Regions from separate parts of the Mus musculus genome. Here region 1 is linked to region 2. A link is a contact called in ENCODE Hi-C or POLR2A ChIA-PET data. All regions are on one chromosome and are shown on one strand. Each heading gives the region's core, a stretch centred on a gene start or an enhancer-like site at or near the end of the contact. The rest is flanking DNA. Distances are from core to core; before and after follow the strand shown.

The links. A loop is a pair of places that touch in the nucleus more often than their neighbours do. ChIA-PET counts read pairs that join two places held with the same protein, here RNA polymerase II (POLR2A).
Region 1: a loop to region 2 is called in a map of left cerebral cortex, with 2.9 times the contacts of the local background. The contact joins the enhancer-like site here to the promoter of Cox20 in region 2. A Hi-C loop is called at or near these places in 1 of 37 maps with a recorded cell type or tissue (left cerebral cortex). POLR2A ChIA-PET finds 5 or more read pairs at or near these places in 3 of 5 experiments (all embryonic stem cell).

Annotation. Positions count from the first base shown.
Region 1 is chr1:178,274,503-178,280,087 of GRCm38, forward strand. No RefSeq gene overlaps it. Among named protein-coding and RNA genes, the nearest start is that of Gm46174, 23 kb to the right of the region's middle. Within about 2 kb of position 1,685, at least 3 of the 3 ENCODE cell types and tissues checked have a DNase peak (open chromatin) inside an H3K27ac peak, as active enhancers do; they include left cerebral cortex, where a contact is called at or near this core.
Region 2 is chr1:178,316,253-178,322,338 of GRCm38, forward strand. It overlaps Cox20 (cytochrome c oxidase assembly protein 20), which reads left to right and starts at 2,901. Exons shown (of 4, transcript NM_025511.2): 1 at 2,901-2,956; 2 at 5,493-5,607; 3 at 5,690-5,753. The coding sequence starts at 2,918. It also overlaps a transcript of Hnrnpu not described here.

The DNA of each region.
Region 1 (5,585 bases), core at 435-2,934, 43 kb before region 2:
GTCCAGTCTTCTCTGTGCTTTCTCCCACCACCATACATTGTAGGAAAGTAGCTTTGAAATGGGTAGTCTGGTGTGTTCTGTGTGCTTCAGCCCTTTTTCCACCCAAAAGTCTACCTCTGCTCAGCTCGTAGAACCTCAGAGACAACTAAATTCTAAGTGCTATAATTGTGCTTTTTTTTTTGACACTTTCTGCCCACCCCTCCCCCGCTCCCCCCTCCCCCCAAAAAATGGATGACGTAGAACTGCAAAACAGTCCTCTCTAGGCTTTTCTCTCCACATGAGTGGAAGCATGAGTAGGTCAGTGTTTCTCAACCTGTGAGTCACGACCCCTTTGGCTAGGCTAATGATCCTTTTATAGGGTTCCATACCAGATACCCTGCATATTAGATATTTGTTACAATTCGTAACAGTAGCTAAGTTACAATTATGAAGTAGCAATGAAGTTAAGTTTGTAACTGGGGGTCACTGAAACATGAGGAACTGTTGTAAAGGGTCACAGAGTTAGGAATGTTGAAAAGCATGGGAGAGGAAACTCCAAAGCCACTACAGAGATAGCCACTCCAAAACACAACTCCTTTCGCTTGCTAGCAGGTCCCCTCCTATCTGTGGAGCAGTAAAGAATGAAGAGGAGGAGGAAGAGGAGGAGGGGGAGGAGGACGAGGAGGAGGGGGAGGAGGAGGGGGCAGGAGGAGGAGGAGGAGGAGGAGGAGGAGGAGGAGGAGGAGGAGGAGGAGGAGGAGGAGGAGAACAGCCCAAGCAAAGACCATCCCAATAGCTTATTAACCTCTAAGCCCTCTAGAGTGCTTCTAGCACTTTCGCTGGTGACATTTCACTTTCATCCTGACAGGTATGCCAGGCCAGAGTATCATTAACAAGTTTTTATTGAGGAAGAAGAGTCAAAGGTCACCCCACACCCCAAGGGGTGGAGGGGACGCGGGGGGGGGGGGGGTGTTGGAGGCGGAAATCTTTTGGTGGAGGCGCCTTTGCTTTTATCTCTGACAGCAATTCTCACACTCCCACACTAAAGACTTGGGAAAAGAACGATTCCAGAGAGTGGGCAGGAGAATGAAAGACAAGAGGCATGAATATGGTCAACGTATGAACTAAATATACGTGTGTGTGTGTGTGCATATATATGAAATTGTGAAACAATTTTTTTTAACCAAGTATTACTATTGTGCGTGTGCCAGTCAGAGGACCCTCCACAGGGAATTGGACTGGCTTCCCAGGTTTGCACCATAGGCTCTTTTACCTACAGAGCCATCTCTAGGACCCTAAATAAATTTAAAAAGCAGGGTTCGCTCAACATGCTCATTATAAGTAACAAGTAAAACCAAGGATGACGGTGGAATTCCATAACACCCAGAGGGCAGGGAACAGTGGGAGAGGAGTATCCCGAAGTCAATGTTACACCGTGTCGCGCTGCCCAGGGGGGACGGTCCTGGAGACCCTTGGTGACTTCACCACCTGCTCAACAAAGCTGATTTCTTCCCTCCAGCGTCTCGGGCGCGCTTGGTCCCCCAAATCCACCTCCTTTCATTCATCCAGTGCGGGGGATTTATTTCCACTTCTTAAATTCATTTACAAAACCTAACCGCCGCCGGGGTTCGCGCGCGCGAGACGGGACAGGGCGTCCCCTAGTCGGCGGCGCGCGCGCGCTCCAGCACGAGCAGCGGGATCTCCTCTAGGCCCTCGGGCCGCTCCCCTCGCCGCAGGTAACGCCGCCGCCACGTCGCCAACCTCTGCAACAGCCTCTGCAGGCCCGGGGGCGCCCACACGCTGCGCTCCGACGTGGCCGCGGCGCCGGGCCGCGAGAACTTGCCCTTCCTCCGGCGCGCCCCGCGGGCTCCGCGCGCGAACAGCCGCCGCCAGCACCAGAAGCCCGAGCCGGAGCCAGAGCCGCCGTCGCCTGCGGTTCTGCGCGCCGCCGCCTCGGGCTCCGCGTGCCTCGCGCCCCGCTGCAGGCGCGCCACCTTCTCTAGCAGCTCGTGCTGCACGCCACCCGCGCCGCAGGCCCCGCACCTCCGCCATGGGCTGGCTCGGGGCCGTCGATTCGGGAAGCCACCAGCGGTGCAGCTCTGCGGTGCCCTCCAGGACCCCAAAGGACCAGCGTCTCTCCGTGGGTGGCCTTCAGGGCATGTGTGCCCTTAGCCGCCCTCCACTCCCACCCCCACCCCCAGTTAAGTTACCAAGGAAACGTGGAGGATGACTCCACAATAGCAGCCTAGTTCTGGAGGAAGCACTCTGCGGTCCAGGAGTCTATGTGCCATAGCCAAGCACAGCACTCATGGGTTCAAGGTCAGCCTAGGATATCTAGTGAGCCTCTTTCTCAACCAAAAGAAGCAGAAGGGGTGTGGGGCCTGAGCTCTTCCCTTACAAAATGACTTCAGACATAATGAGAAGGGATCTTGACGCCCTGAGGGCTTCAGCTGCCTCTTAACTATTAACCCACACTGGACAGAGCCCTGGGTCTTTGGCTGTCCTGGCCTGGAGATTTAGGCCTTATGGATGGTTTGTCGATATATATAGAATGTGTATATAATTTAGCATGCGCTTGGCAAAAAGCAAATGTGCCATGAATAAATTACTACATAATCCTCACAAGAAGTGACTCCCAAGTGAAGAAAAAGTCTCGTTTTCACTAATTGGGAACACTGAAACTCAAGATAGGTAAAACCATCCACTCGGTGTAATAGGGCACATAGATGCCACAGGTTCAGAAAGCGTCGTCCCAAAATCTGCTCCCGAGGCAAGTTGAATGTTCAGGAAAACCTCTTTAGCTTCCCCTCAGTGCGGGAATGAGAGTGCCCATAAACCTCTCATTCTGTGGCATAGACTGATATTCAGAAGGCCACTTTCTCTGACAAAGGTGTGGGGACCAGTAAGTCCCCCTAGACACCCACACACACAGAGTTGTAATTAAATCAGAGTGTCAAATAAAAGCACTTTGTTGTTGTAAGAGTGAAAAGGTGGCCCTGTACCTGCCATCCTCATCTCAGCCCTAGTGTTATAGTATCCACCATTACCATGTCTTCTAGAGTTGTGCCCTGAATCCATGGGAAATCCAGATGAGCCCAATAATTGCAAAGTCTACTGCAACTCACAAAAGAGTCTTTTATTGTTTCAAGTTCGAACCCTGATCACCAGCCTGGCACCCTCCGGTGAATGCTGGCAAGTGACCCTGAGTCTGAAAAACGCTGGGTTTATATACAGTATAGTTAGGAGTCCCCTGAATGTTCACAGAAAAGGGGAGGGGAGGACTGTAATCATTTGGTGAGATGGAACTGAAGCCAGGAGGGGGGATAATGGGTGTCTGTTCAGGGACTAATTTTATGGCTGGTCTTAACTGTCTGTGACCTCTGATTACCTTTTCTCCATGACTTAAACACTGGACCCTAATCTTCCTTGAGTTTGTTATTTCTTTAAGGTCTCAAGGACACCTGGAGGGTTCACTGCTTATCAGGAAGAGTGCTGGTTTTTGGAGATGCAGAGGCAGGGAGGATGTCTTGAGCTATCTTCTCAGGATATCTCCATTAAGGGGGAGTTTTATGGGCAGTGCCATTCTAACACTGGGGGAGGGACCAAGGAGGGGGAGGGAGCCCAGGGCTTGCTGCAGGAGGACACAGCACAGAAACCAGCTGTCTGCATATCATGCTTGCTGCGGGCTGGAGTGAGGATGGGAGCTTCTGGTGGGGTGGGGTGGGGTGGGGGTGTTAAGAAACAAATATCCGCAGAGATTCGGGGGTTACACCACTAGCACACCAACTCCTGCCCCTAGATGTTCACAGCACACTGTGATACAAGTCACCGCATGGTCCCAAAGCAAAATAAGACAATAACTCCCCTTCAAAGGAAAGCCCAGGACCTCCCACCAAGTCCTGCACCTCCCAATAGTGCTTGCTTTCAGGGTGGGTGTAGAGAGCAAGCCTTTACCACCAGGGCCAGGAATCCAAACCATAGGAGCTCACTCAAATTTCCTTTAAGAAAGAGCAGCAGTAAACATTCTTGTTCCCTGAGCTTCTGCTGTTTCTGTTTTCCTGAATAAAACTAATCCTCATGCAAAGAGGCAAATTTAGGGATGCCATGTTTCATTTGTAGTCCCTTGAAGGGTAGCATTTTAGTTCCAGCTACCTCTGAGCACAGGCTGGCTGTCCTTGGCTTGTCCCTTACCAAGGAAGGACTTCACCTGCTTCTGCCTTCCCCACGATGGATTAAAGGCATGCTCCATCAGGCCTCGCCTTCACCGCTTCACCGCTTTACCGGACGGGCTTCTCTTGGCTTTGAAGACTCTGGGCCTCCTGTGCTCCATGACTTCCCTTGCAGAGCTGTGTTTCTTTCCTACAGTGCTTCTCAATCCCACGAAATCAACAAAAATCATCATGGATGTGGGTCAAGTTAGGACAAGGTACGATGAAAACCCACTTCTGTTCAGGGCTTAGAAGAAGCACAGTGCTTGTCTTCTTTGAGTTCCTATCAAATTGACATCAGCTACTAAGAAAAGAAAGAGGCTTGTGAGATGATTTCGTGGTTAAGAACACTCCACTAGCTGTTCTGCCAGAGGTCCTGGGTTCAACTCCCAGCACCTGCATGGCAGCTCACAGCTGTCTGTAACTCCTGTTCTGGGAGATATGACACTCTCACACAGATAAATATGCAAGCAAAACTCCAACAAATAAAAATAGATTTATTGGGCTGGAGAGATGGCTCAGCGGGTAAGAGCTGTCTGCTCTTTCGAAGGTCCTGAGTTCAAATCCCAGCAACCACATGGTGGCTCACAACCATCTGTAATGGGATCTGACGCCCTCTTCTGGAGTGTCTGAAGACAGCTACAGTGTACTTACATATAATATACAAATAAATCTAAAAAAAAGAAAGAAAGAAAGAAAGAAAGAGATGAAGAGGGGTGAGTGAACTGGGCAGTGCTACAGGATATGAAAACAGCCAGTTTATACTGGTTTAAATAAGAATGGCTCCCATAGAGGCTGGAGAGATGGCTCAATGGTTAAGAACACTGACTACTTGGGAGGCAGAGGCAGGCGGATTTCTGAGTTCGAGGCCAGCCTGGTCTACAAAGTGAGTTCCAGGATAGCCAGAGCTATACAGAGAAACCCTGTCTCAAAAAAAAACAAAACAAAACAAAACAAAAAACAAAAAACAAAAAAAGAACACTGAATGATCTTCCAGAGGCCCTGAGTTCAATTCCCAGCAACCATATGGTGGCTCACAACCATCTGTAATGGGATCTGATGCCCTCTTCTGGTGTGTCTGAAGATAGCTATGGTGTGCTTATATACATAAAATGAATAAATAAATCTTTAAATAAATTTTTAAAAAAGAAAAGAAAAGTTCCCATAGGTTCCTATGTTTGAATGTTTGGTCCCCAGTTAGTGGAACTCCTTGGGAAGGATTAAGGGGTTGTGGTCTTGTTGGAAGACTGTGGTGACTTGAATGAGAATGGCACCCACCCATAGACTCAGATTTAAATGCTTGGTCACCAAGGAATGGCACTTGTGTAACCTTGTCAAAGAAATCATGTTACTGAGTATCTTAGTCAGGGTTTCTATTCCTGCACAAGCATCATGACC
Region 2 (6,086 bases), core at 1,651-4,150:
CACACACTTAAAGGTAATAAAAAGATTAAAGCACAAAGTAGCACTTGAAAGAGTACTCAATTATTCTGGTAATAGGGAAGTTTAAATTCTTCCATCAGATCCAGAAACTATCAAACATTACAAAAGGTGATTCTAAAAATCAGTGAGGAAAGTCACTCTCATGCTTATTCATGGGAATCACAAGGGCAACATTTTTGAGAGGACAACAGCAGGACCTAACAACGTGTCCAAGGCTTTTGAGCCAGCTTCCTCATCTTGAAATGTGTTCTACAGAAAATCTTTAGCGTGTGCTCAAAGATGTTTGCTGACGTTTTTTTGGGTTTGGATTAGTAGAAAAATGTGCAGCTTTCTAAAGAAACGTCATTCAGCAGCAAAAAGCTTAAGGGGACACTGTGCAGCCATTGAAGGGAGTAGACCTCCAGGTGCTTACAGACACACACACACAGGTCAAGAATAACCAAAGGTAGAAAACAGTGCCGCTGGTGCAGCAGGCCCACTTCGGTCATATCAGGTTAATGTAAAAAAGATGTTTATAGGAGATTGGAGGCTTTAGTTTTTACTCCATGTATCCATGTATTCTGGTAGGTTTTAAAATTTTTTTGTGCATATATTAACAGTTCTGGGTATCAAATCAAAAACAAGGCCTTGGGTACTCTTTACCCACTGAGCTATACCTTCAAACCCTCCATTGTTATTATCAGTTTTTTGTGAGACAGAGCCTCACTTTGTAGCTGGCCTTGAAGTCACAAGAAACCTACTCTTTCAACCAGAATGCTGGGCTTTTAGGTCAGAGCCAACACATCTGCATCTAATGTTATTTTAAATGACTCCAAAATGTATTTGCATAATAATTTTAATTAAGAGAAGGAAAACAGATTGGAAGAACACAACAGTTAACTCCTTTGTTAACTATAGTTCCTATGAGGGGGAAACCACACAACCACTCACCCCAATCCTTAGTTAAAAATTCTACAAGGCTGATTCTACTGTGACAGGAGAGACCTGGAATGCTGCAAGCCTGGAGCTAAATTATCTTAGGCTATCCTTGGCCTCCTTAATAGCCATTCATTGCCCACTTCTATGTATAGCTTAGCATCTATCCTTGTGACTGTCCTTCTGGAATGTATAAACAGAACACTAACTTCCACCAATCCCAAAGACTGAGAATGTCATCAGATGAAATCTAAGGCCAATAGCCAGAGACATTCCATAAACTGAAGTGTCTTATCTCTTTTGTTACCATATAAAACTCATAAGACTGTAACACTTTTATGTTGAATATGGTTTGGGGGCAGTTTGAATCCTGTCCTTGGGTCATGATCATTTACATTTTACTACAGAATAAACTCTATTCTCTTCAAAGTCGTTTTCTTTCATCCACACCTTCAGGGAGAAGGAGAAGGGTGAGCTTGTTACTTTTCATTATTAACTGTTAAAAGACAAAACTGAAAAATATTCTATTTTCGTTAAATTAAGAAACTTTATCGAATCCATGACATTTTTCAAACAAGTGAAATGGACTCCAACTCAGTATACTCTAGCAACGTCTCAGTCACAAGTAAAACGGTAACGCCATTTCCTCGGTATTTTTCCCGTTACGTCCTTTATACCGCAATTAGGAATGCAAAAGAATTCCTCTCTCCTTTATGGAATATTACAACCTTAAATATTACCTTCCAGACAAAAATTCAAAGCCTGGCTAGCCAAGAATTTCAGTAGAGTATCCCAAACTGTCAAGATAACAGTTCCTTTTCTAGTCCTAGTAATATTAGAGCATTATACACTTTGTAACTGTTCAGCTTCCTTAAAAACAAAAAACAACTTACTACGCATAAAGAGAAATATAAATCACTTTTACCCCCTGGGATTGGCGAAAAGCAGTTAATGAGCATGAAGAATAAGACAGTAAGCAGTCCGCATGGTAATTAAGATGAGACCCTCCCAGCTAACACTGACGGGCAAGTAGCGTGCAGCACGTTACATGAAAGGCGGCATGACTCTGCACAATGACAGGCCGGGACATTTTCCGGGGAAGGGCCGTTTGGAACGGAAGAGGCCAAATCGGGAAATAGGTAAACAAAGAAAGGCAAAAGGCCGGGGCCAGGACATTAACCCGAAAACGGAGTCGCCATCGCCTGCTGAACTGGCTGACACTTGGACCCAAACGACCCACGGTCTGGGTTTCTACCCGCTATGTCACCGTCGCGTCACCCACGGCCTCCCTCCCGAAGGAAGGCACTTGCCGCCTGACGCATGCCCCCTAGGTAGCGGCCGCCTCCATTTTGTCCTGAGTCTCCTCCACGCGAGCGGCGCGCTATTTTTAACCTAAATCTGCGGGCCGGAGGGGGAGGGGCGTGGGCCTGGCGGGCGCTGGAAGGCCGCCGCGAGGGACCGAGGCGGGGGTGCGGGAGGTTGTCAAGGTCACCAAAGCTAGGACAAAGGACAAGCTGGGAACGAGGCCCGCGGAAACAGCGCCAGGCGACTTCCGGCAGTGCGGGGGCCGTCAAACCCGGACTCCCGCCCTCTAAGAGGACAAAGCGGCGCGCGACGCGCGGCCCCGGCTCCGCCCTCAGCGCCCAGCACGGGGACGCGCACAACGGTTGAAATGGCGGTTAAGGCGGAGGAGGGGCTGAGGGAAGCGAGTTTCTCGGTGCTCCTTGACTCGGGCCACCCTGCCTGCGAGACAGGAACCGGTGGCGCTTCTCTAGGTTGCCACCACTCGCGTTCCTCATGGTCGGTTGCGGGTTGGAAAACAGTGTGGCCGGTTCCATGGAACAAAGGAGTGTGCCAGGGCGGGCTTCCGGACAGCCCCAGGAACGCTCCCTAAGATGGCCGCCGCCGCGCGGGGATGGGGTGGGCGGAGCCCGTGTTGCTCCCGTCGCGGGCCTGGGCGGGGCGATGGAGAGGACTGGTGCCCATGGCGGCCGCCCCGGAGCCCCACGAGACGGAGAAAAAGGTAATGTTCGCCATGGGGCAAGGGGGGGTGGGGGGAGGTGTGCAGTGCGCAGGCCGCGACCCGGTTTCCTAGACCCATCCCATAGCCGCGAGGTATATCAGCGATCTAGTCCTCATATCCCGGATATATCTAAATTGCCAGTTAAACTAGTGAAGAGCAGGCCTGCAGGGTCAGAAAACGGAGACTAATCCAAAACTAGCATTGGATTTGGTAGAAAGGGCTAATAAAGGGGAAATGAAAACTCTGGAGAGCTGGGCGTGATGGTGCATGCCAGTAATCTCCACTTTGAGGGCTGAGGCAGGGGTGAGTTCTGGGCCAGCAAGTGAATCAGTCCTTTTCCTTGCACAACACAGGAGCGCACACTCACAGGTAAGGTATAGATTTGTTAGTTCAATGTGAGAACTGCAGTTTGACCTCTTATTAAAAAAGACGAAATCTCCACTCTGCATGAAGCCGACATCCTACTGGGGTAACGGGACAGTCGAATTTCATCCATTTAAGCCAGCCGGGATAAAACTGCAGTTTGGCCATGAACTGCTAGGCCTGATAGAATGGCTACAGGAAGGTGTCCCAAGTGGAGACTAATTAAGCCATGGTCAAGTGTCTAAAGATGTCTTTTGTTAAACAACTAAAACACTACCTATCAAATGAAAACTTGCTAGCACAAGTAAGGTCAAATGTAGTGTTTGCTTCATAGCTCATCTAGACTTGCTGAAATTGAACAGTGGGTTTGACAAAAAGACTCTGCTCTGAAAAATAAAGCCATGAAGGCTTGGGATGGGCACACCTTTTAACCAGGCACTTAGGAGGCAGTGAGTTCCAGGATAGCCAGGGCTACAAAGTAAACCTAAAACCTGTCTCAGAAAAGATTTTGGAAGCAAGAGAAACTACTTGAAAATACTTTGATACTTTGGTCGGTTTGCAAAACCGACTAAGACCAAATAAGCAGATGAATAGTCTCACAAACAGGGAGTCGAATAAATGGTATTCAGCTGATAACAGGTCACAAATGTTAAATCCGTAAAAGGAGGGGACACTGCTACTGGAACGTTGCTACTGCCAAATCCCCAGGCCAGTGGAACAGCAAGCCAATTACTGTAAATGTTTTCTCAAGATTCCCGGTGAGATGGAATCTAAGTGTATCTTTGCCTAAACAGTGGCCATGAGCGTGTGGGTACTCAAGTAAAATCAGGAGCATCTAGTTAATATAGTCTTGCAAGGCAACAGAAAAATGGTAGTATTAGGACTTAAGATGTGGAAGCAAGCGCAATCCTCAGAAGGTAAAGGTGCTTATTTACCACCTCTGTTCAAGTCTCTGGAGCTCTTGTGGCAGCCCAAGTCAGACACCCACAGATATAACTTACAGAATTTAAAATCCTTTCAAATTTAAAATCCTTTCAAATGAAAGGATTACAAAGCAGTCCTTTGGGGGGGGAGACTGGTTGAGTACAATACAAAACTGGCTTTTAGGACCACTGATGAGCTTGCCACAGGAAGCTTGAAAGATTTAATGCCAACCAGGTCTCCTTTTGCAATGACACACTTAATGGAAAAGGATGGACAGTCAACTTGAATCCTAGTTTTCTCTTGAACTGGAGTTATGAAACCACCATGTAGGTGATAGGATAAGCAAGGAATCTCTCACAAGAAACCCAATTTTAAGCTATCTGAACTAGGCAAGAATACAGGTGGTAGGTACATAGGTACAACTGGTTTCACTAACGCTACCAGAATGTCTCCATGTTCATCATGTACTGGATGCTAGTTGGCATAGGAGTAATTTCCAGAGATGGTGTGAACTCCCCAGTAGACCTGTAGTTTCTTATTTGAGAGTTTGATGATGAGAACAGCCCACAATGATTGATTGGGTGTATGATTAAAAACAAGAGAAGCAAGTCATCAGTGAAAGAACAATTTTACTTTAATGAAAGCCAGGTTACACACGTTCAGGCAGATCCTTGAGCTAAGGGGAGTGCAGCTCTACCCTATCTTTAACCGAACCTAACATGTCTTTTACTCCATTCCCCACCAGTGTTACGTTTCATCTCTTATGCAGTCATCCTCTAGAAGCATTGAGTGGCATTGCAGAAAACATCTGTGCTTCCAGGGCTGGGGTACAAATAGAGAATGGCTTCTTTTCGCACATGCTCTGTCATATAAGTTATGTGTAGTCTTGCATCCTCAAGCTCAGACTGACCTCCAATTCACAGCAATGTAGTTGTGGTTCTTCTTGCTGTGGTTTCCTGATTGCTGGGATTACATTACAGTCACAAACCACCAGATGTCTAAGACTTGCATGAACAGAGTGTGAAAAATGTTTTGACCCCCATCTCTGAGCCAGTGCTGAGTGACATGTCCTTGGAAGACTGGTCACTTCATGCTAGAGGTTAATCACTGTGCTCATTATTTCAAATGCTGAAGTAAATCCTGAAGTGGCAGATTAGAACACTTTAAGTTGGCTGACTGGTAATTAAAAATTGAATAGGAACCTAACTATTTTCTTGTTCAGGCTAAATTCTTTTTCATTTTATCCTAGCCCTTCAAGCTCCTAGGTATTTTAGATGTTGAGAACACTCCATGTGCTCGAGAATCTATACTCTATGGCTCATTAGGATCTATTGTGACTGGACTTGGACATTTCTTGGTGACCAGTGAGTATTTTCCTTAAATTAAAACAGCTCTATTATAATGTTTTCTACACAGAATTTATGCTGACCATGCTTTTTCCAATAGGTAGAATTAGAAGATCATGTGATGTTGGAGTAGGAGGATTTATCCTGGTGACTTTAGGATGCTGGTATGTTTGCTGGATATTGCAGTTAAAGTCAGGATAAAGTAACAGGACTCATTCAATAAACATGGATGTGTATATACGCGCACTTGAGACAGGGTCTCTCACTGTGTAGTTGTGCTGGGATTAAAGGTATGAGTCACCAGTTGTTTTGTTTTTGTTTTTTGCTGGAAACTATGGCAATATATAAACCTCCATTATTACCCATTGAATGTTTAACAGACGAGTGGCAGAATTCCATTAAGTTTTGAGTGAGTCAGACCCAAGAGATTCCTACAGTGTTTGTTCTACAACAGGTATAATTATTCTAAGGAGACAGAAATCTATGTTTTATGTAGT